Linked DNA regions of Homo sapiens: regions 1, 2, 3, 4, 6 and 7 are each linked to region 5. A link is a loop called in an ENCODE intact Hi-C map of the cell type or tissue named here. Cell type or tissue: endothelial cell of umbilical vein. All regions are shown on one strand.

Region 1 (4,000 bases), 49 kb after region 5:
CTTCTCTCTCCCCGACTCCTTCATTGATTGCTCTCCATGTTCTATTCCAGGGAACTTCTCTAAACTATGTCTGGTTATCTGATCTAACCTCCATCTGACCATCCTTCATCCAGCTCCTCTCTAATATTTCCTGACTTTATTTATTTACTCATTCTAGAGTCAGGGTCTTGCTCTGTTGCTCAAGCTGGAGTGCAGTGGTGTGATCATGACCCACTGCAGCCTCAAAGCAATCTTCCCACCTCAGTTTCCTGAGTAGCTGGGACTACAGGTGTGAGCCACCTTGCTCAGCTCCCTGACTTTAATATCGTTATTCTCAGATTATATTATTTCTCTTTCAATTGACCTTTCTGACCACTTCTCAATTCCTTCTGTAAAGTCTCTAACTCTTTCTCTTTCTCATTTTCTTTTTTTCTTTTCTTTTCTTTTTTTTTTTTTTTTTTTTTTGAGATAGAGTCTCACTCTGTCGCCCAAGCTGGAGTGCAGTGGCACGATCACGGGTCACTACAGCCTCAACCTCCCCAGGCTCAGGTGATCCTCCCACCTCAGCCTCCCGAGTAGCTGGGACTACAGGTGGGAGACACCATGAATGGCTAATTTTTATTTTTTATTTTATTTTATTTTAGACACAGTCTCACTCTGTCGCCCAGGCTGGAGTGCAATGGCACCATCTCGGCTCACTGCAACCTCCACCTTCTGGATTCAAGCGATTCTCGTGCCTCAGCCTTCCAAATAGCTGGGATTACAGGCACCTGCCATCACACCCGGCTAATTTTTGTATTTTTAGTAGAGACAGGGTTTCACCAGGTTGGCCAGGCTGGTCTCGAACTCCTGTGCTCAAGTGATCCACCTTCCTGGGCCTCCAAAACTGTTGGGATTACAGGCATGAGCCACCGCGCTTGGCCTAATTTTTGTATTTTTTTTTTTTTTTTTTTTTTTTTTTTTGAGACGGAGTCTCGCTGTCGCCCAGGCTGGAGTGCAGTGGCGCAATCTCGGCTCACTGCAGGCTCCGCCCCCTGGGGTTCACGCCATTCTCCTGCCTCAGCCTCCCGAGTAGCTGGGACTACAGGCGCCCGCCACCTCGCCCGGCTAATTTTTTGTATTTTTAGTAGAGACGGGGTTTCACCGTGTTAGCCAGGATGGTCTCGATCTCCTGACCTCGTGATCCGCCCGCCTTGGCCTCCCAAAGTGCTGGGATTACAGGCGTGAGCCACCGCGCCCGGCCTTGTATTTTTTTAAGAGTCTGGGTTTTGCCCTGTTGCCCAGGCTGTCTCAAACTCCTATGCTTAAGTGATCCACCCACGTTGGCCTCCCAAAGTGTTGGTATTACAGGCGTGAGCCACCTCGCCCAGCCTTCCTGTTCTTTTTTAAGATTTAGTAAACTGGCCAAGCGCCGTGGCTGATGCTTGTAATCCCAGCACTTTGGGAGGCCGATGGGGGAGGATTGCTTGAGCTCAGGGGTTCAAGACTAGCCTGGGTAACAAAGTGAGGCACTATCTCTACAAGAAAAAAAAAAATAGCTGGGCGTGGTGATGCGCGCTTTTTTTTTTTTTTTTTTTTTTTTTTGAGACAGAGTCTCGCTCTGTCACCCAGGCTGCAGTGCAATGGCCCGATCTCGGCTCACTGCAACCTCCGCCTCCCGGGTTCAAGCGATTCTCCTACCTCAGCCTCCTGAGTAGCTGGGATTACAGGCGCCCGCCACCATGCCCGGCTAATTTTTGTATTTTTAGTAGAGACGGGATTTCACCATGTTGATCAGGCTAATCTCGAACTCCTGACCTCGTGATCCGCCCGCCTCGGCTTCCCAAAGTGTTGGGATTATAGGCGAGAGCCACCGCGCCCGGCCCTAGTAAACTTGTATTTCTCACACATTATGTAAGCCACCTTAGGATACAGTTCTCAAGTAAGTCCCCCTTTTCGGCACCCGATTCTCCAACCCTCCATTGCTCAAACCTTTCCTCCATGGCTGTGTCCCCACCCCGAGTCGTGCATAACTTTTGTTGATGACAAAAGGTGGCAGACTTTTGTCCTGGGGATAGGTAGGTGAAGTGTTTTAAGAAATGGTTATTTTCAGGCTATGCAGAAGAATGAGACTTCACCATCAAGCCTCACTACAGTCAGGCTTGCAGAGCAGCGACACTGTATTGACAATGACAATCCTTTCTTTTAAACTCCAAACCTAACTAAGCCACACGTCTCCATGCAAAGGGTAAAAGATTGAAGACGGAGTGGGAAAGGACAGGAGGCGGGGCATAGCGGGCCTGGAAGGCTTCCAGCTTGTCCCTGTGGACCCTCCTCGCCCCTATGAACTTCCGCCCCCAGTACCTCCGAGGCTCTGACAGGCGGATGCCTGCCAACTACGTGAGCACGTGGTGGCGCGCGCGGTCCTGGGGGCGGAGCCCAGGGGGTAGCTGGGAAGCGACGCAGGACGTCGGTCCGTGCGTACGTGCTCGCTCACGGCGGCGGCGGCGGAGCGGAGAGGCCAGAGCCGGAGACCGAGCTGGGATCGGGCCCCGGGCGGGGGCGGTGCGAGCGGCGCCAAGCAGATCTTAGGGGCGGGGACGGAGCCGGGGCGGGCGGGACTGAAGCGGAGCCCGGGAACGGGGCGGGAGGTCCCAGGGTCCCGGGTTGGGGGGGTGGAGCAGCATTTCGTCGCCGCGGGGGTGCCGGGACTCCGGCCGCAGTGTCGCCGCCATCACGGACTTCCTGTGGGACAAGCGCACGGGCCTCGCCGCCAGAACGGTGAGCGCGCGGGTTGGCTGGCCGCGCGAAAAGATGGCGACCGCGGGGCGGGCGGGGTTAGGCTTGGGTTGGGGGCAAGGGACGGGGGCGAGATTTGGAGAGGAGGAGAGTTGAGACCTACGAAGCGACGGAGTAGGGAGATGAGGGGGAAGGAGGTCGGCCTGCGTTAGATGTACCAAGAAGACCTGTAGGAAGCTTGGGCGGAACCAGACTAGAAGGGATGATAGAGTAAGGATGGGAGTGGTTCCAGAGATGTGAAGGAGTGGAATATCAAAGTTGGACTCGGGTCCAATCAAAGCTGGAGGGGAGGAATACATCACCGTGTCACTTGGAACATGCAGGAAGAATTTGCCTGTAGGAGTTCTGGATTTTCTGAGTAAGAAAGGAAAAAGCAAAAGATTTCAAACTTGAGAAAGGTAGGCTAGTGATGTTTTGAGGGGACAGTGCTGTGAGGCCGTTTGATGGTAGTATGTGGTGAGATGGCATTTATGTGGCTATGCTGATTAGGATAACTATGCTGGGAAAATCTTGTGCTTGCAGCTTGGTATGCTACCGGCCCCAGTTACACCAAGAATGCATCAAATACCACCCTCCTCAATTTGGGGAGGTTGGGAAGAAGTGATACAGAATGGTGGTCAGACATCGGAATCATTAAACCTTTTGCATACGCGATTCTCATACACCCCCACCAAGACTTATGTCCCTGGGCCTGTTTCATTTTATTGTGCCTTCCTATTCTCATCTTCCTGGATTGTGACAGTGATTTTTCTCTTTTTTCCTTGAAGGAAAAAAAGGATTTGTGAACCATCCCATTCCAATTCCATTAACTGGAAGGTGGCCAGCTGTCAGCTAAGTAGGGCTGATATTAATTAAAAACCACTTACTGGCCAGGCGCGGTGGCTCACATCTGTAATCCCAGCACTTTGGGAGGCCAAGGCGGGCGGATCACCTGAGGTTGGGAGTTCGAGACCAGCCTGACCAACATGGAGAAACCCTGTCTCTACTAAAAATACAAAATTAGCTGGGCGTGGCGGCGCATGCCTGTAATCCCAGCTACTCGGGAGGCTGAGGCAGGAGAATCGCTTGAACCCTGCAGGCGGAGGTTATGGTGAGCCGAGATTGCGCCATTGCACTCCAGCCTGGGCAACAAGAGCAAAACTCCGTTTCAAAAAAAAAAAAAAAAACACAAGAAACAGTTGTTATCTACGTCTTAAGCACAAGAGTGGAGGGGCCAGATGGGATGCTGACTGTATTTTGTGGC
Region 2 (4,000 bases), 330 kb before region 5:
GTTAAATCTTTTAACCAAATGTATTTTTTCTCACCTAGAGGCCATTAAGCTTCAAATGATCATGCAGCAGGGCTTCTATCCAGGGAATGATGCCAGCCCCGGCCAACAAGAAGTCATCCTGTCTCCACTAGACAGAGCAGGGTGAGAGTTCCATGGTCCCCAAGTAGATAGGGACAGTGCCCCAAACAGCATGAAGCAGTTACAGAAGAAAGACTGTCAGTCCCTCTACCTCCTGTAAATATTTGATATTAAGTCTCTCAAGGGGGAATGAGGCAGGAGAATAGGATCTGGAGACAGGGAGCCTTCACTTTAGCCTCTGATTGGTCGCAGGCGAAATCTTCATTTGCATAGGGTGTAATTTCACTTCAGCCTCCAATTGGTCATGGGCTACGTCTTCATTTACAAAGGGTGTAACCAATAGGAAACCTCTAAAGGGTACTCAAACCCAAGAAGATTTTGCAACTGGGGTGCTTGAGCCTCTTGCCCAAGCCTGCTTCTGCTCTGTGGAATGTACTTTCACTTCAATAAATCTGTGCTTTCGTTGCTTCATTCATTTGTTGCTTTGCTTGTGCATTTTGTTCCATTCTCTGTTCAATACGCCAAGAACCTGGACAACTTGTAGTCAAGACCGTCCACTGGTAACACCCTGAGCACGGTATTTGTGATGACATCAAGGAAGAACACACTGTGGAATTAGACACTGGCTCCCCAAGTGAGGAGTTGAGCAGTGCTAGAGAGGTAAAGAAACAGACAATCTTACAGAAGGAAGAAGAGAGGATTCAGCCAACTAAAACCCCTTCATCTTCTCAAGAACCCCCAATGAAGGAAACTTGGGGGGAGATGAGGGCAAAGGATCACCAAATAATGCTTCATCCTCCATGAATCCTGAAGTGAGGCTTAGTAGCCCCCAGGGAAGCCCAAAGACTCATCCAGTGTTGATGGTCAGTCAGTGGGGACCCCAGTTGGACCAGAAACTGGAGGAGAGAAAGATAGGCCAGAAAAAGAGGAAGAAGATGACTTTGATGACCTCACCCAAAATGAGGAAGATGAAATGTCATCAGCTTCTGAGGAATCTGTGCTTTCTGTCCCAGAACTCCAGGTGAGAGCTAGAGAATACTCTCAAGTATTTTGTGGACTCAGTAATATGTTTAACTTATTGATATGCCACCTGCTTGCTTGCTGCACTATGGATAGTCCTAAAATCATTTGTATTTGATTTGTGAATGCATTATGGGACATGATTGTGGAGTTGAGGTGAAATGAGATGGAAAGGATGAAATTTTACTTATTATATTAAACTCGTTTACACATTAAATTGAATCACCTGACCATACTTTAAATGCCTTAAAAAATAGTATATAGGGCCAGGTGCGGTGGCTCATGCCTGTAATCTCAGGCATGGGAGGCCGAGGCAGGCAGATCACCTGAGGTTGGGAGTTCGAGACCAGCCTGACCAACAAGGAGAAATCCTGTCTCTACCAAAAATACAAAATTAGCCGAGCATAGTGGTGCATGCCTGTAATCCCAGCTACTCGGGAGGCTGAGGCAGGAGAATTGCTTGAACCTGGGAGGTGGAGGTTGCAGTGAGCCAAGATCACGCCATTGCACTCCAGCCTGGGCAACAAGAGCAAAACTCCATCTCAAAAAAAAAAAAAAAATAGTAAATAGTCCAGGCTTGGTCGCTCACACCTGTAGTTCCAGCACTTTAGAAGGCCGAGGTGGGCGGATCACAAAACGAGGTCAGGAGTTTGAGACCAGCCTGGCCAACATGGTGAAACCCTGACTCTACTAAAAATACAAAAATTAGCCCGGCGTGGTAGCATGCTCCTATAATTTCAGCCATTCAGGGGGCTGAGGCATGAAAATCCCTCGAACCCAGGAGGTGGAGTTTGCAGTGAGCCAAGATTGTGCCGCTGCACTCCAGCTTGGGTGATGGAGTGAGACGCTGTTGCAAGACAAAAAAAAAAAAAAAAAAAAAAAAAAAAAGGAAGAGGCACATAAATATGGGCTAAGGCAAAGGAAAACTAATTTCAGGGTAAAGAAGAAGTTTTCAAAAGGCATCTTTTCCACTTTCCTGCTGTCAGGCCCAATGTCAGCTATCACTGGGATTTCATAACTCAGGGAATTCCGCTCTGACAGCTGTAGTGGGTTCCCCATTGTTTAACTTCAGATTATCCTGATACAGCTCTGTGCTGTTCTGCAATTCATGAGCCACTAGGAGCCGTAAGTACTCTTTGGAGGGTTTTACAGGAAACAATGGAGAAACTGACTTGGCTGGCATCTGAAAAGGCGCATGAGTCAGGAGGGTGAGTCTGAAGAAGAGAATTCTCAGGAGGAGAACTCTGAGCCGGAAGAAGAGGAAGAAGAAGAAGCAGAAGGAATGGAAAGCCTGGAGAAAGAGGATGAAATGACGGATGAAGCAGTTGGAGACTCTGCTGAGAAGCCTCCTTCTACTTTTGCCTCACCTGAGACTGCTCCAGAAGTGGAGACCAGCAGAACTCCACCAGGTGAGCTAGGCAAACCTATACTGAAGGACCATTCTCACTTAACCTCATTGTCTAGAGAACAGTGTGCAGGGTGGGTAGCTTATAAACCAGGTGGAGGATTTCCAGAGGAAAACTTCTGGATTTCTTCTGCAACCCCACTCCCCCAAAACACATTTAATGTGGTATCTTTGTGGAGAACAGATACGCAGATATTTTGAAATGGAGTTTTTGCTCTTTTTTTTTTTTTTTTTTTTTTGAGATGGAGTCTCGCTCTGTCGCCCAGGCTGGAGTGCAGTGGTGCGATCTCGGCTCACTGCAAGCTCCGCCTCCTGGGTTCACGTCATTCTCCTGCCTCAGCCTCTCCGAGTAGCTGGGACTACAGGCGCCCGCCACCACGCCCAGCTAATTTTTTTGTATTTTTAGTAAAGACGGGGTTTCACCGTGGTCTCAATCTCCTGACCTCATGATCCGCCCGCCTCGGCCTCCCAAAGTGCTGGGATTACAAGCGTGAGCCACCGCGCCTGGCCAGAGTTTTTGCTCTTGTTGCCCAGACTAGTGTGCAGTGTCATCGCAATCTCACCTCAATGCAACCTCCACCTCCAGGGTTCAAGCAATTCTCCTGCGTCAGCCTCCTGAGAAGCTGGGATTACAGGCACACGCCACCACGCCCGGCTAAATTTTTTTTTGTATTTTTAGTAGAGACGAGGTTTCATCATGTTGGCTAGGCTGGTCTCGAACTCCTGACGTCAGGTGATCCAACCATCTCGGCCTCCCAAAGTGCTGGGATTACAGGTGTGAACCACAGCTGCTGGCCTACTCAAAAAATTTTTAAATTGATTCTCATCCATTGCTAGATTTGTATTAGCTTCGTTCACTTTTATTTATTTATTTATTTATTTAATTTATTTATTTTTTGAGACAGAGTCTTGCTCTGTCACCCAGGCTGGAGTGCAATGGCACGATCTCGGCTCACTGCAACCTCCATCTCCCGGACTTAAGCAATTCTCCTGCCTCAGCCTCCCGAGTAGCTGGGATTACAGGAGCCCGCCACCACGCTCAGTTAATTTTTGTTTTGTTTTGTTTTGAGACGGAGTTTCACTCTCGTTGCCCAGGCTGGAGTGCAGTGGCACAATCTTGGCTCTCTGCAACCTCCACCTCCCAGCTTCAATAGATTCTCCTGCCTCAGCCTCCTGAGTAGCTGGGATTACAGGTGAGAGCTACCACGCCCGGCTAATTTTTGTATTTCTTTAGTAGAGACGGGGTTTCACCTTGTTGGCCAGGCTGGTCTCAAACTACTGACCTCAGATAATCTGTCCCCCTCGGCCTCCCAAAGTGCTGGGATTACAGGCATGAGCCACTGCACCCAGCCTCATTCACTTTCTTGTACTGGTTCTTAGCTCACCTGTCATGTGTGGGGCTAAGACCTATGTTTATTTCAGAAAACACTGCTTGTTCCTCATCAAGACATAGTATCTCAAAAGTGCTACAGAAGCCACACTTGCTCTTTAGACTTC
Region 3 (4,000 bases), 60 kb after region 5:
CACCATTGTCTCCACTCGCCATTACCGAGCACCAGAAGTCATCCTTGGTAAGGGAGGGCAAGGCTGTCCAAGTGTGTGAGATGATGTGAGGGTGGGGCCACCTAAGCCTCATAACACCTTTTCCCTCCCATTCTCACCCAGAGTTGGGCTGGTCACAGCCTTGTGATGTGTGGAGTATAGGCTGCATCATCTTTGAATACTATGTGGGATTCACCCTCTTCCAGGTAAGTGATGGGATGTCTTACTTGACTGCCTGGCATTCTTCTACCTGGTTCCTTTGTTTTCTGCTGAGGACCTGCCTACTCAGTTCTCCACATTGCCTGCCTTCCTGGCAGCTGATCCTTAGCATGCCCTTTTCAGTCCCATGCTCAGTTCTGTTTTTGTTTCCCAGACCCATGACAACAGAGAGCATCTAGCCATGATGGAAAGGATCTTGGGTCCTATCCCTTCCCGGATGATCCGAAAGACAAGGTGAACCTTGAGGGGGCACTAGTTAACTCTTTTCCTTTTCTCTCCACAGAATTGGTCTATTTCACATCATTTTCTTTTTTCTTTGATACCTCCTCTCCCCCCAGTTACTTTCAGATGGGGAAATAAGGGAATTGTAACAAGGGTGACCTTCTGATTCCTCAACCTCCCCTTCCCCTCTAGAAAGCAGAAATATTTTTACCGGGGTCGCCTGGATTGGGATGAGAACACATCAGCTGGGCGCTATGTTCGTGAGAACTGCAAACCGCTGCGGGTGAGCTGGGCTCGGGATAAATAGTGCCCACCGTCCAGAAGTCACTTCCTTCTTAGGGTGGTTTGCCCCCTGGAATGCTCTTCACAAGCAGAGGGTTAGGAAAGGAGGGGAGGAAAGCTGAAAGAAGACATCTTTGGTCAACAGAGGAAACATAAGAGGGAGTGGTTTTGTGGAGGGAAGGAGGTTAGACAGCCTAACCTTGAGACAACCAGAGATCAAAGCAATGTCCTGGATTCTTTAGGTCAGACAGAAAAGAATAAACTACCTTTGAAGAGCTTACATTTTAATGAGGAACTAAAGAAGATTCATGAAGTTGACAAGGATATACAAGTAGAAAGAACTTTCAAAGATTATGGAGTAATTGTGCTAGTGGGAAGGTAGGTTGAGCTATAATATCAGAAACGTTGGTCCTGGTGTGGTCGTGGTTAGGTAGCCTTCAAATTGGTTGCAAGCAGAGCCTTGGTTCTCCAAGAATGAAAGGTAGGGTCTTGAAGAAGGCAGGGTTTGTAAGGCATCCTGCCTCACCTTTTTCCTGCCCTCCTCCACCAGCGGTATCTGACCTCAGAGGCAGAGGAACACCACCAGCTCTTCGATCTGATTGAAAGCATGCTAGAGTATGAACCAGCTAAGCGGCTGACCTTGGGTGAAGCCCTTCAGCATCCTTTCTTCGCCCGCCTTCGGGCTGAGCCGCCCAACAAGTTGTGGGACTCCAGTCGGGATATCAGTCGGTGACGATCAGGCCCTGGGCCCCCCTGCATCTTTTATAGCAGTGGGTGTCCAGTCCAGGACACTGGTGCTTTTTTATACAAGAGAACGAGCCAGAGTTCACTCCTTCCTCCTGGCTCTCTATATACCTGTGAATATGTGAAATAGTGTAAATATGAAAGAACTTGTACCTATCACTTCAACCCCTGCCTTGTACATAATACTATTCCATCCACACAGTTTCCACCCTCACCTGCCCCCTCATACGGAGTTGGATGGGGGCCGAGTGAGGTAACCAGGTGGCATCTACCCCATGTTTTATAAGGAATTTTGTACAGTCTTTGTGAAATAAAATAACGTGCTTCATTTGACCCCCATCCCTGGAGTTGGAGGTTTGGGAATGCTGGGGTGGAGGGATGAAACTATTGGCAAACTTTCTGAGTTTGGGTATGAAGGGAGTCCTCCTTACCCTCCAAAATGAAGCACAGCCAGGCTACCAGTTTATTTCCCCTGTCCACCTTATCATATGGGAGGGTAGTGATGGGTGGGGCAGCATTTCTTTCAGATTAAAACAGAGAAGTGTTATGAGGTGGCACTTCTCGGATGTGGAATTATGAGAGTTGGGAAAGATCTGACTCCTAGAGTCATTAGGCCGCGGCCCAGTATAGAGCCAGAAACTCAGGTTGAAAACGTGCTCAACCTGGCTCCTAGGGGGGATTGCCACGACCGGTCAGAAGGCTCCCGTCGTCCATCTCGGGAGACTAGGAAGGCCGGATTCCTACGCGAGGCCTGCTGGGAAGTGTAGTTCGTTAGTGGAAGGAAGTCACATGGAAGAGGGGCGGTAGTTGGTTGTGGGCACTGGGTTAGAGGTATCACGTGGGGGCACTTTCGTCTTAGCTTTTGGACAAGACGCAGGCGCAACCCACGGCTGCTGCGGGGATCCTTGTGGCCCTTCCGGTCGGTGGAACCAATCCGTGCACAGAGAAGCGGGGCGAACTGAGGCGAGTGAAGTGGACTCTGAGGGCTACCGCTACCGCCACTGCTGCGGCAGGGGCGTGGAGGGCAGAGGGCCGCGGAGGCCGCAGTTGCAAACATGGCTCAGAGCAGAGACGGCGGAAACCCGTTCGCCGAGCCCAGCGAGCTTGACAACCCCTTTCAGGTGACTTGCGCCAGTCGGCCTCTTTTGGGCGGTCAGGTTGATTCTTCCCGGTTCTGTAGGGTCGGGCTAACTTGTATCCCCATTTGTGACATTTGATCCTGGGAAGAGCCGCCACGTGGGGTGACAGTGACTCCAGACCAGTGAGCACTCTGGGGGGCGGGCCCTGCCCCTTAATGGGCTGGTGCTGGCAGTGTTGGATGATGGATTTGAGGTAAATGTTGTCCCAGTCCTGGGACAACGGCGTGGCCCCGAAGGTGCAGTACTTGGAGCCACAGGCAGTTTGGGAATGGTCCCTGGGAATTCCCCTAGGTGGCACTGGGTGCCAGCTGAGACCCGGGTCTCTGCCCTCAGGACCCAGCTGTGATCCAGCACCGACCCAGCCGGCAGTATGCCACGCTTGACGTCTACAACCCTTTTGAGACCCGGGAGGTGAGCTACTGGAGAGCATAGGAGTTCAAGGAAGGGAAGGGTTTGCCAGTGAGACAAGTTAGCTTGGGTACAGGGGACTTTTCTGCATGCACAGGAAGGAAGAGGCACTGTGATCTTAGTTCCCTGAGAGAGGCTAGTCAGCCATGGGATGCCTCATCCTTCTAGGGCCACCAGGGCCACCAACCCAAATGGTTTGAGCTCTAAAAGTCAGTCCTGGGAAGATCTGGAGGCTGGCAAGGCCTTAACCAATGTTCTGTATGGGAAGGCTTTCTTGAAGAAAATAAAGGTTGGGGCTGGTTGGAGTTTAGGTTAGGTGTGCAGTTTGAAAGCAAGGAATGAGGAGGACTACACCTGTTTGTCCCACTGGATTAGAAGATGGTGAGTTGTAAGAATTTAAGGGGTTTTCATGGTACTTAAAACTTAAAAAAAAAAGCCAAGCATGGTGTGCATGCCTGTAATCCCACTTGGGAGGCTGAGGTGGGAGGATTGCTTGAGCCCAGGAATTTGATGGAGACCATCCTGGGCAACAGCGAGACCCCCATCTCTTGAAACGTTTTAAAAATTGGCTAGGTGTAGTGGCACATGCCTGTAGTCCTTGCTACTTGGGAGGCTGGGATGGAAAGACTGCTTGGGCCCAGGAGTTTGAGGCTTCGATGAGTGATGATTGCACCACTGCACTCCAGCCTGGGTGGCAGAGAGACAACCCCACACTCCATCCCCAGAAGAAAAGAAAAAAAAAAAACACAGTTAAGTGGGGAGATATGGTAAATGAGTGATTTGAGTCCTCACTAAGGAATTGGATATGAGGGATGATAAGGCTGCTACAGGTCATCATAGAGTTCTCTGACAGAAATTCAACAGAAGAACTAGCTTCCTAACAAATGGGGGAAAGGCTGCTTCCTTACATCATGAGTTCTGGGTCTAAAGGTATTCAAGCAGACTCTAGATTCCTGTGTTATGAGGGA
Region 4 (4,000 bases), 73 kb after region 5:
TTAGCTGGGCATGGTTGCACACCCTTATAATTCCAGCTACTCAGGAGGATGAGGCATGGGAATTGCTTGATCTTGGGAGGTGGGGGTTGCAGTGAGCTGAGATCGCGCCACTGCACTCCAGCAACAGAGTCAGACTCTGTCTCAAAAAAAAAAAGAAGGTCCTAGATGGAGGTGAGGCTAAAGGGTGGACATTCCTGTGAAGACACAGAATGTGTGGAGCTTCTGGATGGAGGTGGGGCCATAAAGAGGAATTTGTGGGTGGGCAGGGCCAGAGCTAGAGGTACAGGGTGAGCGTGGGGTTAAGGAGAGCTGATTTTGGGTGAGGGAGGGGCCAGAACAAGAGCTTCTCTCAGGGGATAGGGCCAGAAAAAATAATGTAGATGAGAGAGGAGTTTGGGGGCCCAGGAGGAGCTGTATTCCCAGAATCCAGACTTGCTGACCTGCTCGCTTCCCCAGCAGCTGGCCCCTGAGCGGTCAGTCTCAGGCCCACTGGGACCTCTGGGCTGCACGTCCCCGCCCCCAGCCCCTCTCCTACACACCATGCTGGACCTGGAGGAATTTGTCCCGCCTGTGCCCCCACCGCCCTACTATCCCCCAGAGTATACCTGCAGCTCAGAAACAGATGCACAGAGGTAAGGCCTGGTGGGGTCTTGCTGGGGGAGCTAAGGAAGGGGACTGGGGCTGGGCCTGGATTGCTGGAGAGAGGGATCTTTGTGGAGGGGGAATTATTTCTCCTACATTGACCCTCTTCCTCATCTGCCAGCATCACGTACAATGGCTCCATGGACAGCCCAGTGCCCTTGTACCCTACCGATTGCCCCCCTTCTTATGAGGCAGTCATGGGACTACGAGGAGACAGCCAGGTGAGAGCACAGCACGGCTTGGGGCGGGCTGGGGAGCCGGGTTGTAGCCTGGAAAGCTGAACAGGCTGTAGCCTCTGGATAAAGATAGTAACAGTGGTCAAGGTCTTTACAGCACCAGCATGCCCACTGTTGCCTTTGATCTTCCCTAGAGCCTGGTGAGGTGAGTGGGTTGGAAGCTATCATTTCTGCCATACAGACGTGGAAGCTGAGGCTGCACAATTAAGTGACTTGTACAAAGGGACAAGGCTGGTCTGGAATCTAAGTCTCCAGAGCTCTGTCTAGCACATGGGGGTGTTCAGTGTGTAGGGCTGAACCCTTGACCCTGTGTCTTCTGCAGGCCACTCTCTTTGACCCTCAGCTTCACGATGGCTCGTGCATCTGTGAACGAGTGGCCTCCATTGTAGACGGTGAGCAGGGCGTAATGAGGGGTGGACAAGGGCGGGGCTGCCAGGGATAGCTGGGGTGGGTAGAGACAATAGAAGGGGAAAACAAGGCGGAGTTGGTGGTTTGGGGACATAGGAGGGCTGTGGCAACTTGGAACCCTGGACTTATTTTTCTCCTCTGAGATAAAGCTGGAGGCACAGTGGCCCCTAGAGGCTGGGCTTGGGAGAAGAGGAACTGCCTGGGCAGGGCTAGGCCAGGCCAGGCTGGTGCTACACAGCGCCCCCTGCCGCCCACAGTGTCCATGGACAGCGGGTCTCTGGTGCTGTCAGCCATTGGTGACCTCCCTGGGGGCTCTAGCCCGTCGGAGGACTCGTGCCTGCTGGAGCTGCAGGGCTCCGTGCGCTCCGTGGACTACGTTCTCTTTCGCTCCATCCAGCGCAGCCGTGCCGGCTACTGCCTCAGCCTGGACTGTGGCCTGCGGGGCCCCTTCGAGGAAAGCCCCCTGCCACGGCGCCCCCCACGGGCTGCCCGCTCCTATTCCTGCTCTGCCCCTGAAGCTCCACCCCCACTGGGTGCCCCCACAGCTGCCCGCAGCTGCCACCGGTTGGAGGGCTGGCCGCCCTGGGTGGGACCCTGCTTCCCCGAGCTGAGGCGGCGGGTCCCCCGGGGAGGGGGCCGCCCAGCCGCAGCCCCGCCCACCCGAGCCCCGACTCGTCGCTTCAGCGATAGCTCAGGTTCCCTCACCCCACCGGGGCACCGGCCTCCTCATCCGGCATCCCCACCACCGCTGCTGCTGCCACGGTCCCACAGCGACCCAGGCATCACGACCTCCAGTGACACTGGTGAGCCCCCTCCCCGACTGCCCAGGCTCAGGAGAGGGTAGGCACTGGGAGTTAGGTGGCCAGTGATGCCCACCAGGATTGGGGCACAGTTGAGGTCCCTGAGGAGGAAGAAAGGGTGAGTTCACTCCTCTGGTAGACACTTCTCAGGTACTCACCTCCTAGGGACAGAACATCCATAGCTTAGCAGCTAAAAAAGGAGAATTTTTTTTTTTTTTTGAGACGGAGTCTCTGGCTCTGTCGCCCAGGCTGGAGTGCAGTGGCATGATCTTGGCTCACTGCAACCCGTTTCCCGGGTTCAAGTGACTCTCTCCTGCTTCAGCCTGCCGAGTAGCTGGGACTACAGGTGTGCGCCACCATGACCGGCTAATATTTTTTTTTTTTTTTTTTTTTGAGACGGTGTCTCGCTCTGTCACCCAGGCTGGAGTGCAGCCGCGCGATCTGGGCTCACTGCAAGCTCCGCCTCCCGGGTTCACGCCATTCTCCTTCCTCAGCCTCCCGAGTAGTGAGTAGCTGGGACTACAGATGCCTGCCACCACGCCCGGCTATTTTTTTGTATTTTTAGTAGAGATGGGGTTTCACCGTGTTATCCAGGATGGTCTCAATCTCCTGACCTCGTGATCTGCCCGCCTCGGCCTCCCAAAGTGCTGGGATTACAGGCATGAGTCACCGTGCCCGGGCAATTTTTGTATTTTTTAGTAGAGACAGGGTTTCACCCTTTTGGCCAGGCTGGTCTTGAACTCCTGACCTCAAGTGATCCACCCGCCTCGGCCTCCCAAAAGGATTTATTTTTTGAAACCAGTTCCACAGCTCTCAGCTTGGTCCACTTATCTGTCCTCCCCAAGCTTCAGCTGTCACTTGTTAAACATGTATAATAATAGTACTTCAGGCCGGGCACGGTGGCTTGCACCTGTAATCCCAGCACTGTGGGAAGCTGAGGTGGGTGGATCACCTGAGGTCGGGAGTTCGAGACCAGCCTGGCTAACATGGTGAAACCCTATCTCTACTAAAAATACAAAAATTAGCCAGGTGTGGTGGAGCGCGCCTGTAATTCCAGCTACTAACAGAGAGGCTAAGGCAGGAGAATCGCTTGAACCTGGAAAGCAGGGGTTGCCGTGAGCCAAGATCATGCCACTGCACTCCAGCCTGGGTGACAGAGACACACTCCATCTCAAAAACACAAACAAACAAACAAAAAACATGTATAATAACAGTACTTCAGCCATAGGCATTGTACTCGAAGATGCTGAGAAAGGAGACAGTGGCCGGGCAAGGCTGTTCACACCTATAATCCCAGCACTTTGGGAGGCCAAGGCAGGTGGATCACCTGAGGTCAGGAGTTCAAGACCAGCCTAGCCAACATGGTGAAACCCCCATCTCTACTAAAAATTGAAAAATTAGCTGGGCCTGGTGGTGGACGCCTGTAATCCCAGCTACTAGGGAGGCTGAGGCAGGAGAATCGCTTGAACCTGGGAGGCGGAGGTTGCAGTGAGCTGAGATCGTACCACTGCACTCCGGCCTGGGCAACACAGTGAGACTCCATCTCAAAAAAATAAGAAAGGAGATAGTACTGGGGAACGCTCAGCACTGTGCGCCAGGTGCTGAACAACACCACTGCAGTCCTTGTTGTGGTGGATTGTACCATCTAGTTGCTGGCTAATATGGACAGAGATGCTGGCCCTTTGATTGGGGATGGAGCGTGGGAGCTGTGAAAGCTCCTCTGGGCTTGAGTTCCCACAGGAGGGTGGGCGTGTCCACAGAACACTTCCACTCACTCCCTGTCTCCCTTTCTCTCTTCTCCCCAGCTGACTTCAGGGACCTTTATACCAAAGTGCTTGAGGAAGAAGCTGCTTCTGTTTCCTCTGCAGATACAGGTCAGGCATGTGGTTTGCGCCCCAGGGATGGGGATTGGGC
Region 5 (4,000 bases):
CAGCCACCTTCACCTTCTGCACCAAGTTCCGGGCGGCCCCGAAATGCGAGATGATTTTATCAACGGAGACGCTGACGGCTATCAGAAGACCTGGGAGGAGTGGGAAAGGGAAGACGCTAGGAGGCCGCGCCCCTACCCAGGCTTGCCCGAGGGGCGTGGAGAGACTGCCTTCGGACAGCCTGAGAGCAGGGCCGGGGGCGAAGGGCAGTTTATTCGGAAGCGCGGGGTCGGGAGTCAGGGTGCCCTACCTTTCTTCTGCTCCTGCAGCTGACCAGTCCCACTCTGGGCTTCTGCCATCCACAGCCGCTGGGCTCCGGGGACACCGGCGAAGGACCACGAACTACGGACTGGCGTAAGGGAAGAAGGGCGCGGTAACACTTACCAAGTGTTATTCCGAGGACTCCGGGCTCCCGCACAAGTTGTCTCCGGCGGGTCTGCAGTGCTGTGTCCCCGAAGGGTCTTGGGGAGAGGAGGCGCAGGACCGCCTGAAGCACGGGGTAGCTCGACCCGAGCCCCGGAGTGAAATCTCGCACACTTCCCAGCACTCGCTGTCCCCCAGCCCCATCCCGGTTCCCTGTGCCCTCCCTCAGGGCACAGCCCCCACCTCCAGGATCCCGGAACTCCGGGAGCGGGATGGCCGCGCTCACCTCCCGCCTGCCCTGCTAGGGCCTGTAGGGCGGGAGAGGACGGGGCGCGGGGAGGGAGGTGTAGCCCAGCGCACCGCCCCGGGGCCCAGTCCTGCCTGCGGAGCCCCGGGGAGCACGTGGGCGGCATGGACCAATGGAAAGACAGACAGGGGAAAGGGAGGAGACGGAGGGAGGCGAGACCCGAGGATTGGGAGGCTGGAAGGCGCCGGAAAGGGGAAACCCGGGTCCCGCAGCAGCCTCTTGGCGGAGGGTGCCCTCTTCATCCCGCGTGGGACTGGACTCGCGGAGAGGGCGTGGCCAGAACCTCTAGTGCCAATGAGCTCCCGGGAGCTTCACCCTCCACCCCTCCCTAGCAAGGTCGGGGGGCAGGCCCGAGCTGCACAGGCCAAGGAATTCCACAGAGGGTGTGACCCAAAGCCCCTAACAACAGACTCGCTGGGACCCCCTAGACTTGGCATGGAGGCTGGGTAAGCCCGCGTCCACTATGCCCAGGTGGGTCTGGAGGGAGAGGGGGCCGGCCCACGGAGCAGGAAAGGCAACAACTTCCCCCTCCAGCACTAGGAACGGGGCCAGACTCCCCAAGGCCGACAAACTTGCTTGGAGTCGGCTTAAACTGAAGGGCGGGACTAAGCTGGGCAACCCCGGAAAAAAAGCGAAAACGGGGCCGGGCGAGAGTGGGCGGGGCGGCCCGCCTGAGGCGTGGCCCGCGGGGCTAGCCCGGGTCCGTCTTACGTAGCCTGGGCGGAGGCGATGGGCTCCTGGTCCAGCGAGGGGCCTTCGGCGGACGAGGTTGCGGTGGCAGCGGGGGGGCGGGTACCTGGCGGGGTGGGGGAGCCGCGGCGGGGAAGGTGCTACTTCTGGGAAAGAGCGGGGACAGCAGCAGTGCCAGCTCGGGGCTGGCCAGGCAGGGCAAGGCTCCCCGAGTCGGAGGCGAATAGGCTCCCACCGGGGACAGGCGGACGGGCAGCAGCTGCTCCTCTGGGGGGCTCGGCGCCCCCAGCAGCCGCAGCCCGGCGCCGGGCCACCCGGCCAGAGGAGCCAGGAGCAGAGACCCAGCTGCGCCTGCGCCCCCACCCTCCAACAGGGGGCGCCCGTCGGCCGAGAACCGGAAAACCAGGGGCCGAGGGAGCAGGAGGGGACCGGCTGCAGGCGGGATTGGCGGGGCCAGGCGCAGAGGGAAGGAGGGCAGCGGGATGGGCAGCCAGGCAAGAAGGGGCGGGAAGAAGAGGGAGCAAACAGTTAGTCCCATAACCCAATGACCCACCCAGTTTCCCTTTCCCGGAGCGCTCCCTGGTAGAAGGGGCGGGGAGGATGGGTGACACAGAATGGAGGGAAGACAGGGGGCCGGGTTGGAAGCCTAGGAGGCGTGAGCGGCCGAAGCCCAGCCCTCCTCCCGCTTCTTGCGACCTCTTACCCTCCAGGCCGGCCTGCGCGCCCGGCTCCTTCGCGGCTGGGGCCTCCTCGCCAGCCGCTGGGCTGACAGCCCGGCCCTCCTCGGACTGCCCCTCCGCTATGGGCTGCAGTCCAGGTCGGTTCTTCTTCCTTCGGGGAGGGACAGGCGGGGGTGGGGGCCGGGGCGGGACCAAAGCCCAGCCAACTGGGGGGTCTCGAGGCGGGACTGGCGGGGCTGGGGCCCGGCTTCGGGACCGGAGTTCCTTGAAGGTGGTGACTTCCCGAGGAGGTGCCGAGGAGCCGCCCGGCGACCCCGAGGGGGGGAGCTCGGTGTCGGGCGAGAAGACTATGAGCCAGTCACTGCGATCTTTCTTCGCCTGCGGGACAAGGGGCAGCCCTGGGCCCCGCTTGCGCTTCTGGGCCAGCTCGTGGAAGGACGTGATTGTCCGGTGGGGCACCGGCTCCTCGCTGACGTCACTTCTCCATCCTCCATCAATTTTCCCTGCATCTGTTTTCGAGCCAGAATCAGTTATTCTTGTGTTGGTTTTCCAACCAGAGTCGAATTTTTCAGGTTCACTTTTCCAGCTAGAGTTAACATTCCCGTTGTTTTTCCAACCAGTGTTATTGTTTTCAGTGGTTTTCCATTCAGCTTTAGTTTTCTCTGTGTCAATTTTCCAAATTGGGTTAATCTTCCAACTGGGCTCCGTTTTCCCAGCGTCGATTTTCCCATCATCCGCCTCTAAGAGCTCAGAGGTAGGGAGATCCTGCTCCGCCCTCTCGTCCTCTTCCTCCAAGCCTGGGGAAGGGACGTCCTGGCAGGTGGTCAGGGCGTTGCAGTTCGAGTCCAGGCCAGGATCGGGTGAAGAAGAAGCTCCGGAGCAGGAATCAGGAGAGCAGCAGAAGCTGTCCGGTGAGCAGGTGCCAGGGCCTGCTGAAGCCAGTGGGGAGCCCTGCTCCAGGGGGATGATACTGGGCTGAGGGTGGGCATCCTCATCACCAGGGAGGTCCCGCAAGTAGACTGAGACAGGGGACTCATCGGGGCTAAGATCTGAGCAGGAGCTGAGTGAGGAGGAGCAGCCTGGGTCTGAGGGAGAGGCAGCCCCCTCTTCCTCCTGTGACGGGTCCTGCCGGTTTTCTAGGCCCGGACCGTGCTCCTGGCAGCACCGGCAGGGCACAGCTGGGCTGTTGGAATTGGCGTCCACCAGGGTGCCACTGCAGGGGCCCCTGCTCTCCTTGCCCCCAGTGTCTCCTGGAGGAGGGGGTGTGCTCAAAGGCCCCTCCTGTAGCTCAGGACGGCGGGACAAGTGCAGGCCCAGGGAGACGTGCTGGAGGTGGATGTGGTTGAGGTTGCAGAGTAAAGCTCTCTGAGGGGACAGCATGATGCTAGCGGCGATGGGATGGCTTCTAGAGAACCAGAAGGGTAGGGTCTCTCACATCCACCTACCTGGCAACCACAGGTGCAGACCTAGAAGACAGAGGTGGTGAAGCCCGGCCAGTGAGGACAAGAGCTGCGGGGAAGGACACCGAGGTGACTTGACGGCAGCAGCAGGCCTGAAGGCTCTGGCTGCTTTGGAAGATATTTCAATGAGATGCAAATCGCAATCGACTGACCATTAGTTTCCACTGCAGTGTTTGCAGATGGAGTCGAATGTAACCCCCCGGGAATGGAGCCGGGAGGGTCAGAGAACGCGGCTGCGCTCTGGATCTCCGAAGGGGGGCGGGGGCCTGGAAGAGGTCCGGGCCCAGAATGGACCTCCAGGTCCCTGCTGCCGCAATCTGGCCCTGCCCTCCAGCCTACCCCTTACTCCCAGAGGAAGGGACCCAGGGAGACCCACCCAGATGCCCTGAAAGGAGGTGGAGGATGGGGGTGGGGCAATACGCAGAGTTTGTCTGGTGAATGCAGGAAAGGGGTGGGGGCTGGAGAGGAAAAGGATGGAGCAGCCGTCAGCTTGTCAACTCCG
Region 6 (4,000 bases), 240 kb before region 5:
TTGTAAAATGAGGGTAAGATTATCTACCTCAAAGTGTTGTTTATTATAAGGATTAAACAGGAATACGTGTTCCCCTGGCACAGTAGTCCACAAATGCTAATTGTCTTTCTCTTCTGGTATTTTAAGTATCTAACATTCATTTCAATATTTCTTTTCTTTTTCTTTTTTTTTTTTTTTTGAGAAGGAGTTTCACTCTCGTCTCCCAGGCTGGAATGCAAAGGCGTGATCTCGACTCACTGCAACCTCTCCCTCCTGGGTTCAAGCGACTCTCCTGCCTCAGCCTACCAAGTAGGTGGAACTACAGGCGCTCCACCATGCCCACCTGATTTTTTTTGGATTTTTTTTTTCTTTTTAAGACAAAGTCTCGCACTGTTGCCCAGGCTGGAGTGCAGTGGTGCAATCTCCACTCACTGAAATCTCTGCCTCCCGGGTTCAAGCAATTCTCCTGCCTCAGCCTCCCGAGTAGCTGGGATTACAGGCGCCCACCACCACGCCCGGCTAATTTTTTGTATTATTAGTAGAGACGGGGTTTCACTATGTTGGCCAGGCTGGTCTTGAACTTGTGACCTCGTGATCCATGCGCCTTGGCCTCCCAAAGTGCTGGGATTACAGGCGTGAGCTACCACACCCAGCCTCATTTCAATATTTCTGTGACTTGCTTTGCGCTAGCCTGTGATGCTTTATGTAAATTAAGTAGTAGACATAGTCCCTGTTCTCAGATAAAACAAGTTATTGGTAGCATAATACACTTGCACGCATGAAGCAACTAACAAAAGATCGGTAAACAAGTGGGCTCCATGAAAGTGTGGGACTTGGTTAGGAAAATATACAATGAGGTAATTAAGGCTGCTTTCCTCTTTACCTTAAAGAAACGAAACAAGTAAACAACACTTAATCCACGTATCCTAAAGGGGAAATTTGGGACTGTCTACTTGAATTTTGGAGGTTGCAAGGGCTTTTTATTTTTATTTTTTTCCCTCAGATGGAGTTTCGCTCTTGTTGCCCAGGCTGGAGTGCAATGGCACCATCTCGGCTCACTGCAATCTCCGCCTCCCAGGTTCAAGCGATTCTCCTGCCTCAGTCTCCTGAGTAGCTGGGATTACAGGCGTCCACCACCACGCCTGGCTAATTTTTGTATTTTTAGTAGAGACGGGATTTTGCCATGTTGGCCAGGCTGGTCTCGAACTCCTGACCTCAGGTCATCCGCCCACCTTGGCCTCCCAAAGCGCTGGGATTACAAGCGTTAGCCACCGCGCCCGGCCTTGCATGGGCTTTTGAACAGTCATTTCTGAATTACTTCCTGGATCCCCAGGAGTCCACAAATGTGAAGGAAAGGGAAACCCAAGTAGATCCTTCCGGTAATTTATTCTGCTTTACCCTTTAGGTAAAGGTAAAAACTACTAGATCAAGTAAACTTTGGAATTATTTGTGGACTTTAATCGTCCGTATTTCTGCTGCATTCAATTATCAAATATCAGTCAAGTGTTTTGAGAAACAAATATTCAGTAGCCACAGAAACCTAACAGGCCTATGTTTGCTTTGTTTTATTAACTCCTTGGAGGGACAGAACACTACCAATTACACCCACAAACGTTATCGACATCAACAGAACTGTAAATGACAACACGGCAATATTCTGCACTTTCCCTATGCCTAGGAGCTAATTCCACTTTACATATATTATCTTATTATTTCACACATTAACCCTGGAGGCATGTTTGGAGTTGCCTAATTTTTATGTACACTTTTTGATAAGGAACTAACAAAAATAACTTGCTGAAGGAAGAAAAGGGAGACTAAGTCCAGAACTGAATGAAAAGCACATGGTTTCTTCATCCTCCATCACCAGGCTGTCTAACGAGGCTGAAGAAGTACCATCCATGAGTAAGTGCGTCAAGGGCAAACAAACATCATCGCATATGGACAGTGGTGTGAAATTCGAGAAATCCGAGGAGGGTTAACAACAACAAAAAGCACACCACCACGCCGATCTTCCTCGGGTCCCAGGTTGGCAACTCAACGCCCGGGAGGAATCCCCCCGGAGGCGCGCCGGTCCTACTGGCCTCACTCCCTACCTCCTGGAGGTCCGGAGTCCCGCTCCTTTCCCTCAGCGGTACAATACCCGTGTCGGTCCATTCCCTCACCGTGAGTCGAGGACTAGTTCTCCTGACTAGGCGACCGGCACACACCGCCTGCGACCAGCTCCACAGCAGCGGTCCTGCTACTGCGAAGTAGGCTCAGGTCAACCGGCAGGAAACGACTCAACGCGCAGCCGCCGCGGCCTCCAACCACCGGTGGGCAGAGGGGCGCTAGGCAGTCCTCGATCCGCTCGCCGCGATCCGGCGGAGGAGGAGGAGCAGAGGGAGGCGAGCCGCAGCGCTGCGGCGAGGAGCCCAGGGAGGTAGGTTGTCGTGGGGCTCGGTCCGCCATTCTGGCAATTCCAGTCAAACGGCAAGCCCCGACCCGCTCGGCCCGTCCCTTCCTCTCCTGCCCCTGCAGCCGACAGGAATGGAACAGTCCCGCGGGGGGGATTGTGGGAGGCGCACGCGCGAGGGGTGGAGGGTGGTAGGGGGGGCTGGCGGCGGCGGCGGCGGCCGTGGCGGCGGTTGGTGGCCGTGGGGGCGGGGAAGGGGGGGGAGGAGAGAAGAGGAGGTGGAGGAGGAGGAGGAGGAGGCTTGGGCTTGCGCCGTTGAAGGTACGCGTGAGGGCCTGCGCCGGCGCCGGCTTGACAGGGCCTGAGGGGTAGTGAGGGACTGGACGAGGGGGTTCCTGTGGGTGAGCGCGTACGGGCTGGCTGGCGCGCGGGGCGGCCGAAGGTGGTGGTTGGTGGGAGCAGCCAGCGACGAGCCCGTAGACACTCGTACGCGTGCGGGCGGGCGTGCGCGCTACGCGGACGGAGTCGGGCGGAGCGGGGGACGGTGGGAAAGAACGCAAGGAGGAAGGAGTGGAAGGTTGAGGGGGGCGCTAGGCGCCCTTCGCTCCCTCCCTCTGGAGGAGCTGCCGCCGCCACCGCCGCCACTCTGCTGCTGCCGCCGCCGCCGCCGCCGCTCCCGCCGCCATTTTGGGTTCGCTTTGCGGAGGGGAGACGATCCCAGTCTCGGTTGCGGGACCCGCCTCCCCTCAGTTTGCCCCCTTTAGCCTTCCACCTTTCCCTTCTCCTCTCTCGCATTTCCGCCAGTCAGCTTACCCGCTGGCCGCCTCCTGACAAGCGGGAGGGATCCGCCGTGGACCCAGGGAAGCGGAGGAGCCTGGCGGCCACCCCCTCTTCCCCACTTCCCTGCACTCTCATCGCTCTCGGCCTCGGCCTCGGCCTCCGACACGGTGAGTAGAACGATTTGGGCCGGCATTCGGGCCTAAGCACTCTCTCAGCGATTGAATCCTGGGCTTTCTGGGAGCCACTGTCATCTCCCGGACCTGGATCTCTGAGAGAGCAGTGGTGAAGATGGGGGAGGGGAGAGCAGGGAGGGGGATCCTGAGCCTACCGGGAAGTCCCTCCAGGCGGGGTGAAGGGGTGTCCCTGACAGGCAGACTCCCGGAGGGGGCTGGGAAGTAAGCGAGTGGAGGCGGAGTCGGCTGTGCCCCTGACAGGTTAGTTTGTGTTTGTAGGCATGATCGGAGCCTCCCCCATAGTCCAGTTTGTGTGTGTTTAATTAAGGGATAAGAGTGGTCGAGGACACGATCTTGAGAGGGGATTTTACCTGTGTGACAAGGTCTGTGGTGTCCCTGCCGCGTTGAACGGTATGTGGGAACGACAGGATGATCTCAGTGTTGTAAGTTTAATAAATGTCACTGGTTAGTTTGTACATGGAAAGAGATGTTTTTGGTCTAGCAGACAGATGGTCTGTTGGTGTGTAGCGGCTGTGTTGGTGTGTGTATGTGAGGATGGCAAGTGTTTCCGTAAGAGTTTGCCTTTATTTGTGTAAGTGTAATGGAGTTCCCCTTATAAGTTAGCTTATTTCTTGAATAAATGTTGGGAGGTTCCTTGCAGGTTGATATGTGT
Region 7 (4,000 bases), 270 kb before region 5:
AGACACCTCCAGTCAAAAGTAATTCTCTTTCCTTACTGCTAATAGCACTCTTTACATTGCATGGCATTTTTTTTTTTTTAGACGGAGTCTCGCTCTGTTGCCCAGGCTGGAGTGCAGTGGCATGATCTCGGCTCACTGCAAGCTCCGCCTCCCGGGTTCATGCCATTCTCCTGCCTCAGCCTCCCGAGTAGCTGGGACTACAGGCGCCTGCCACCACACCCGGCTAGTTTTTTTGTATTTTTAGTAGAGACAGGGTTTCACTGTGTTAGCCAGGATGGTCTCGATCTCCTGACCTCGTGATCTGACCACCTCAGCCTCCCAAAGTGCTGGGATTATGGGCGTGAGCCACCGCACCCGGCCCGAATGGCAATTTTATTACACTGCCTTGTGTTGTACTCATGCCTACTGTTAACTGAGTATCTATTAGATGTTAGGCAATACAGTATTGTACATGCACTAGTTTTAAACCTAGAAATCCTAGCAGATAGGCAGAATATTATCAACCCTGTGTTATGATGGGGAAGACAAGGTTCAGGGAAGTTGAGTAATTTTGATTAAGGTCACAGAGTTAGTAGATGGTGAACCAGAATTCACATCCAAGTTTGTCTCACTTTAAAATATCTATTTTTTAGAATTGTATCATGTTACGTTACACATGTTTGTCTTCTTGGCTACATGCTTGGAAGAGAAGGAATCAGATTTCATTCATTTTCGTATCTCCTTCTCTGAGTACTTAACACACTATAAGTACTTAGTCTTTTGCCCTCGAATAAAGAATCTGCCATTGAAGACATGCAGTGAAGGAGTATGTAAAGCATCCACTAAGAACAGTAGGCCAGGTGCGGTGGCTCACGCCTGTAATCCCAGCACTTTGGGATGCCAAGGTGGGCAGATCACCTAAGGTCAGGAGTTTGAGACCAGCTTGGCCTAAATGGTGAAACTCTGTCTCTACTAAAAATACAAAAAAATTAGCCAGGTGTGGTGTTGCACGCCTATAATCCCAGCTATTGGGGAGCCTGAGGCAGAAGAATTGCTTGAACCTGGGAGGTGGAGGTTGCAGTGAGCCAAGATCGTGCCATTGCACTCCAGCCTGGGAGACAGAGCAAGACTCCATCTCAAAAAAAAAAGAAAGTAAACTGCTCTGTAGGAAATTTAGGTATACACAGAAACCTCTGAACCATTTAATATAAAGTAACTGTAAGCTGGGCACAGTGGCTCGCTCCCAGCACTTTGGGAGCCCAAGGCGGGTGGATCACTTGAGGTCAGGAGTTCGAGACCAGCCTGGACAACTTGGGGAAACGCTGTCTCTACTAAAAGTACAAAAATTAGCCGGGGCATGGTGGCAGGCGCCTGTAATCCCAGCTACTCAGGTGTCTGAGGCACAAGAATCACTTGAACCCGGGAGCCACAGGTTGGAGTGAGCCGAGATTGTGCCACCGCACTCCAGCCTGGGAAACAGAGTGAAGCCCCATCTCAAAAAAAAAAAAGTAACTGTCAAGTACTAGAGTTACTCCAGCTTTGTCTGAGAATGTATAACTGTAAATTACAGCAGAAGCAGCAATGCTTGGGAAATATCCAAATATCCAAATCATTCTCTACACTTCTCACCCTCCCTTGCAGAAACAGGAGGAGTCATGTGATTCCTTTGGCTAAACACCTATGAATGGAAATAACTTGTGTTATTGTGTCCTTTCTAATCAGAGCCAATTAAGTGTGAGGTATAAATTATCTCTCCCTCCCCACCTTAAAAGCTACATGTTGCGATGTATCCCAAGAAGGTAAACTTTTGTCCCTCCATCCAGACTTCAATCTTGCTTGCAAAGCCGTTTTGAAAGACAGGAACAGCAAAAACAAAGCAAAACACATGCACACAACACAAACAATATCCTTTGTGTTAGGCCACTGAGAATACAAGGCTTGTTACTTCAGCATAGCAATCTGAATAACACACACTAGTACTACTTAAACGCTACTCAATTTTATCTACCGGAGAGAAAGCACCATGCCTCTTTACAAAGCAGAGTGGAAAACAAACTATTCAAGGGCCACAAGGTGGTGCTATTTCTACAGTAATGTGATGAAATTTTTGTTATACTTTTTTTTTGACATAGGGTGGGGTCTTGCTATATTGCCCCGGACAGTCTCAAATTCCTGGGCCCGCATGATCCTCCTGCCTCAGCCTCCCAAGTAGCTGAAACTACAGGTACTTTTTGAAGCAAATTAGAAGCTAGCAAAATGGAATCTTTTTTTTTTTTTGAGACGGAGTTTCGCTCTTGTTGCCCAGGCTGGAGTGCAATGGTGTGATCTTGGCTCACTGCAACCTCTGCCTCCCGGGTTCAAGCGATTCTCCTGCCTCAGCCTCCCGAGTAGCTGGGATTACAGGCATGCGCCACCACGCCTGGCTAATTTTGTATTTTTAGTAGTGACGGGGTTTCTCCATGTTGGTCAGGCTGGTCTTGAACTCCCAACCTCAGGTGATCGCCTGCCTCGGCCTCCCAAAGTGCTGGGATTACAGGTGTAAGCCACCACACCTGGCCTACAGCAAAATGAAATCTTTAGTTCTTAAAGTTTTATATATGATATCACTTAAGTAGACTGTTGTTTCCAAAGAAAACAACCATCTGTACTATTGCCTCTGTACAGTTCCAGAATGAACATCCTGCAGTTTCTGAAACAGCATTTGTGGGCCAATCTAGAAGATCACCGTGATGGTTAATATTAAGTGTCGACTTGGCCTAGGAATTTCGCATATCTCCTTCGCAGTGCAGCTCCTTCAATCTCACCATGGCCTCTGCCAGAATGCAGATCCTGGGAGTCGTCCTGACACTGCTGGGCTGGGTGAATGGCCTGGTCTCCTGCGTCCTGCCCATGTGGAAAGTGACCACTTTCATCGGCAACAGCATCGTGGTGGCCAGGTGGTGTGGGAGGGCCTGTGGATGTCCTGAGTGGTGCAGAGCACTAGCCAGATGCAGTGCAAGGTGTACGACTCACTGCTGGCGCTGCCACAGGACCTGCAGGCTGCACGTGCCGTCTGTGTCATCACCCTCCTTGTGGCCCTGTTCGGCTTGCTGGTCTACCTTGCTGGGGCCAAGTGTACCACCTGTGTGGAGGAGAAGGATTCCAAGGCCCGCCTGGTGCTCACCTCTGGGATTGTCTTTGTCACCTCAGGGGTCCTGACACTAATCCCCGTTTGCTGGACGGCGCATGCCATCATCTGGGACTTCTATAACCCCCTGGTGGCTGAGGCCCAAAAGTGGGAGCTGGGGGCCTCCCTCTACTTGGGCTGGGCGGCCTCAGGCCTTTTGTTGCTGGGTGGCAGGCTGCTGTGCTGCACTTGCCCCTCCGGGGGGTCACGGGGCCCCAGCCATTACATGGCCCGCTACTGGACATCTGCCCCTGCCATCTCTCGGGGGACCTCTGAGTACCCTACCAAGAATTACGTCTGACATGGAAGTGAATGGGGGCTCCGCTGGCACTAGAGCCATCCAGAAGTGGCAGTGCCCAACAGCTTTGGGATGGGTTCATATCTTTTGTTTCTGCCTCCTTCTATTTTTCTTTTGACTGAGGGTATTTAAAATTCATTTAAAAACTGAACCAAGAAGATGACTCAGACTCCCACTTAGGTTCTGCTGTTTCTCACCCTTGGATGATGGAGCCAAAGAGGGGATGCTTTGAGATTCTGGATCTTGACATGCCCATTTTAGAAGCCAGTCAAGCTGTGGAACTAATGTGGAGGCTGCTTGCTGTGCTGGCCTTTGCAACAAGACAGACTGTCCCCAAGAGTTCCTGCTGCTGCTGGGGGCTGGGTTTCCCTAGATGTCGCTGGACAGCTGCCCCCCATCGTACTCAGGCCTCTGGAGCTCCTCTCTTCACCCATGGAAAAGCAAGTGATCTGTTAACAAAGGACTGCCTACCTCCGGAACTTCTGACCTCTGGCTCCTCCGTCCTGGATGTCCACCTTGCAGGGTCAGGTCCCAGCTATGTAGACCCCCGCCCCCAC

Evidence for each region. A loop is a pair of places that touch in the nucleus more often than their neighbours do. Peaks named below come from ENCODE experiments on the same cell type or tissue, not always from the same donor. Only the 100,000 strongest peaks of a DNase experiment are listed, where the experiment ranks them.
Region 1: it touches region 5 in a loop (7-fold over the local background); 93 of 110 quality-filtered maps call a loop at or near these places.
Region 2: a loop joins it to region 5, with 3 times the contacts of the local background. A loop is called at or near these places in 6 of 110 quality-filtered maps.
Region 3: a loop joins it to region 5, with 6 times the contacts of the local background. A loop is called at or near these places in 104 of 110 quality-filtered maps.
Region 4: it touches region 5 in a loop (11-fold over the local background); 90 of 110 quality-filtered maps call a loop at or near these places.
Region 6: it touches region 5 in a loop (5-fold over the local background); 22 of 110 quality-filtered maps call a loop at or near these places.
Region 7: a loop joins it to region 5, with 6 times the contacts of the local background. A loop is called at or near these places in 28 of 110 quality-filtered maps.

The regions. Positions count from the first base shown.
Region 1 is chr1:155,271,940-155,275,939 of GRCh38, reverse strand. CLK2 (CDC like kinase 2) reads left to right here and starts at 2,436. Exons shown (of 13, transcript NM_001294338.2): 1 at 2,436-2,739. RefSeq lists an enhancer at 1,343-1,843. In endothelial cell of umbilical vein, no CTCF peak of the experiment used is centred here; DNase peaks (open chromatin) are centred at 2,379 and 2,989; H3K4me3 peaks cover 1,578 bases; H3K27ac peaks cover 502 bases.
Region 2 is chr1:155,646,913-155,650,912 of GRCh38, reverse strand. It overlaps the pseudogene LOC100419799. Among named protein-coding and RNA genes, the nearest start is that of MSTO1, 39 kb to the right of the region's middle. In endothelial cell of umbilical vein, a CTCF peak has its summit at 2,205; a DNase peak (open chromatin) is centred at 2,182.
Region 3 is chr1:155,260,692-155,264,691 of GRCh38, reverse strand. It overlaps SCAMP3 (secretory carrier membrane protein 3), which reads left to right and starts at 2,332. Exons shown (of 9, transcript NM_005698.4): 1 at 2,332-2,606; 2 at 2,958-3,035. The coding sequence starts at 2,541. It overlaps CLK2 (CDC like kinase 2), which reads left to right. Exons shown (of 13, transcript NM_001294338.2): 9 at 1-47; 10 at 142-224; 11 at 392-471; 12 at 652-742; 13 at 1,292-1,824. The coding sequence ends at 1,474. In endothelial cell of umbilical vein, no CTCF peak of the experiment used is centred here; a DNase peak (open chromatin) is centred at 2,301; H3K4me3 peaks cover 1,191 bases; H3K27ac peaks cover 618 bases.
Region 4 is chr1:155,248,365-155,252,364 of GRCh38, reverse strand. It overlaps ENTREP3 (endosomal transmembrane epsin interactor 3), which reads left to right. Exons shown (of 12, transcript NM_006589.3): 6 at 460-632; 7 at 764-863; 8 at 1,201-1,270; 9 at 1,544-2,089; 10 at 3,892-3,960. Among named protein-coding and RNA genes, the nearest start is that of ENTREP3, 5.1 kb to the left of the region's middle. RefSeq lists an enhancer at 1,848-2,450. In endothelial cell of umbilical vein, a CTCF peak has its summit at 1,512 (motif pointing left); a DNase peak (open chromatin) is centred at 1,474; H3K4me3 peaks cover 281 bases.
Region 5 is chr1:155,321,192-155,325,191 of GRCh38, reverse strand. It overlaps RUSC1 (RUN and SH3 domain containing 1), which reads right to left. Exons shown (of 10, transcript NM_001105203.2): 2 at 2,062-3,504; 3 at 249-347; 4 at 14-90. The coding sequence starts at 3,418. It overlaps RUSC1-AS1 (RUSC1 antisense RNA 1), which reads left to right and starts at 1,016. Exons shown (of 6, transcript NR_145424.1): 1 at 1,016-1,114; 2 at 2,755-2,949; 3 at 3,497-3,567. RefSeq lists enhancers at 227-436, 2,608-3,591 and silencers at 447-496, 517-886, 1,227-1,426, 1,467-1,696, 1,987-2,226. In endothelial cell of umbilical vein, a CTCF peak has its summit at 1,727 (motif pointing right); DNase peaks (open chromatin) are centred at 801, 1,271, 1,871, 2,451 and 1 weaker place; H3K4me3 peaks cover 3,338 bases; H3K27ac peaks cover 1,302 bases.
Region 6 is chr1:155,561,474-155,565,473 of GRCh38, reverse strand. It overlaps ASH1L (ASH1 like histone lysine methyltransferase), which reads left to right and starts at 2,671. Exons shown (of 28, transcript NM_018489.3): 1 at 2,671-3,321. It overlaps ASH1L-AS1 (ASH1L antisense RNA 1), which reads right to left and starts at 3,432. Exons shown (of 2, transcript NR_147964.1): 1 at 3,188-3,432; 2 at 1,530-2,224. It also overlaps a transcript of MSTO1 not described here. RefSeq lists silencers at 1,162-1,456, 2,541-2,680, 2,731-2,880 and an enhancer at 2,085-2,652. In endothelial cell of umbilical vein, no CTCF peak of the experiment used is centred here; DNase peaks (open chromatin) are centred at 1,383, 1,723 and 2,293; H3K4me3 peaks cover 2,546 bases; H3K27ac peaks cover 2,409 bases.
Region 7 is chr1:155,590,047-155,594,046 of GRCh38, reverse strand. It overlaps a transcript of MSTO1 not described here and the pseudogene LOC284620. Among named protein-coding and RNA genes, the nearest start is that of MSTO1, 18 kb to the left of the region's middle. RefSeq lists an enhancer at 2,618-3,197. In endothelial cell of umbilical vein, a CTCF peak has its summit at 2,033 (motif pointing right); a DNase peak (open chromatin) is centred at 2,056.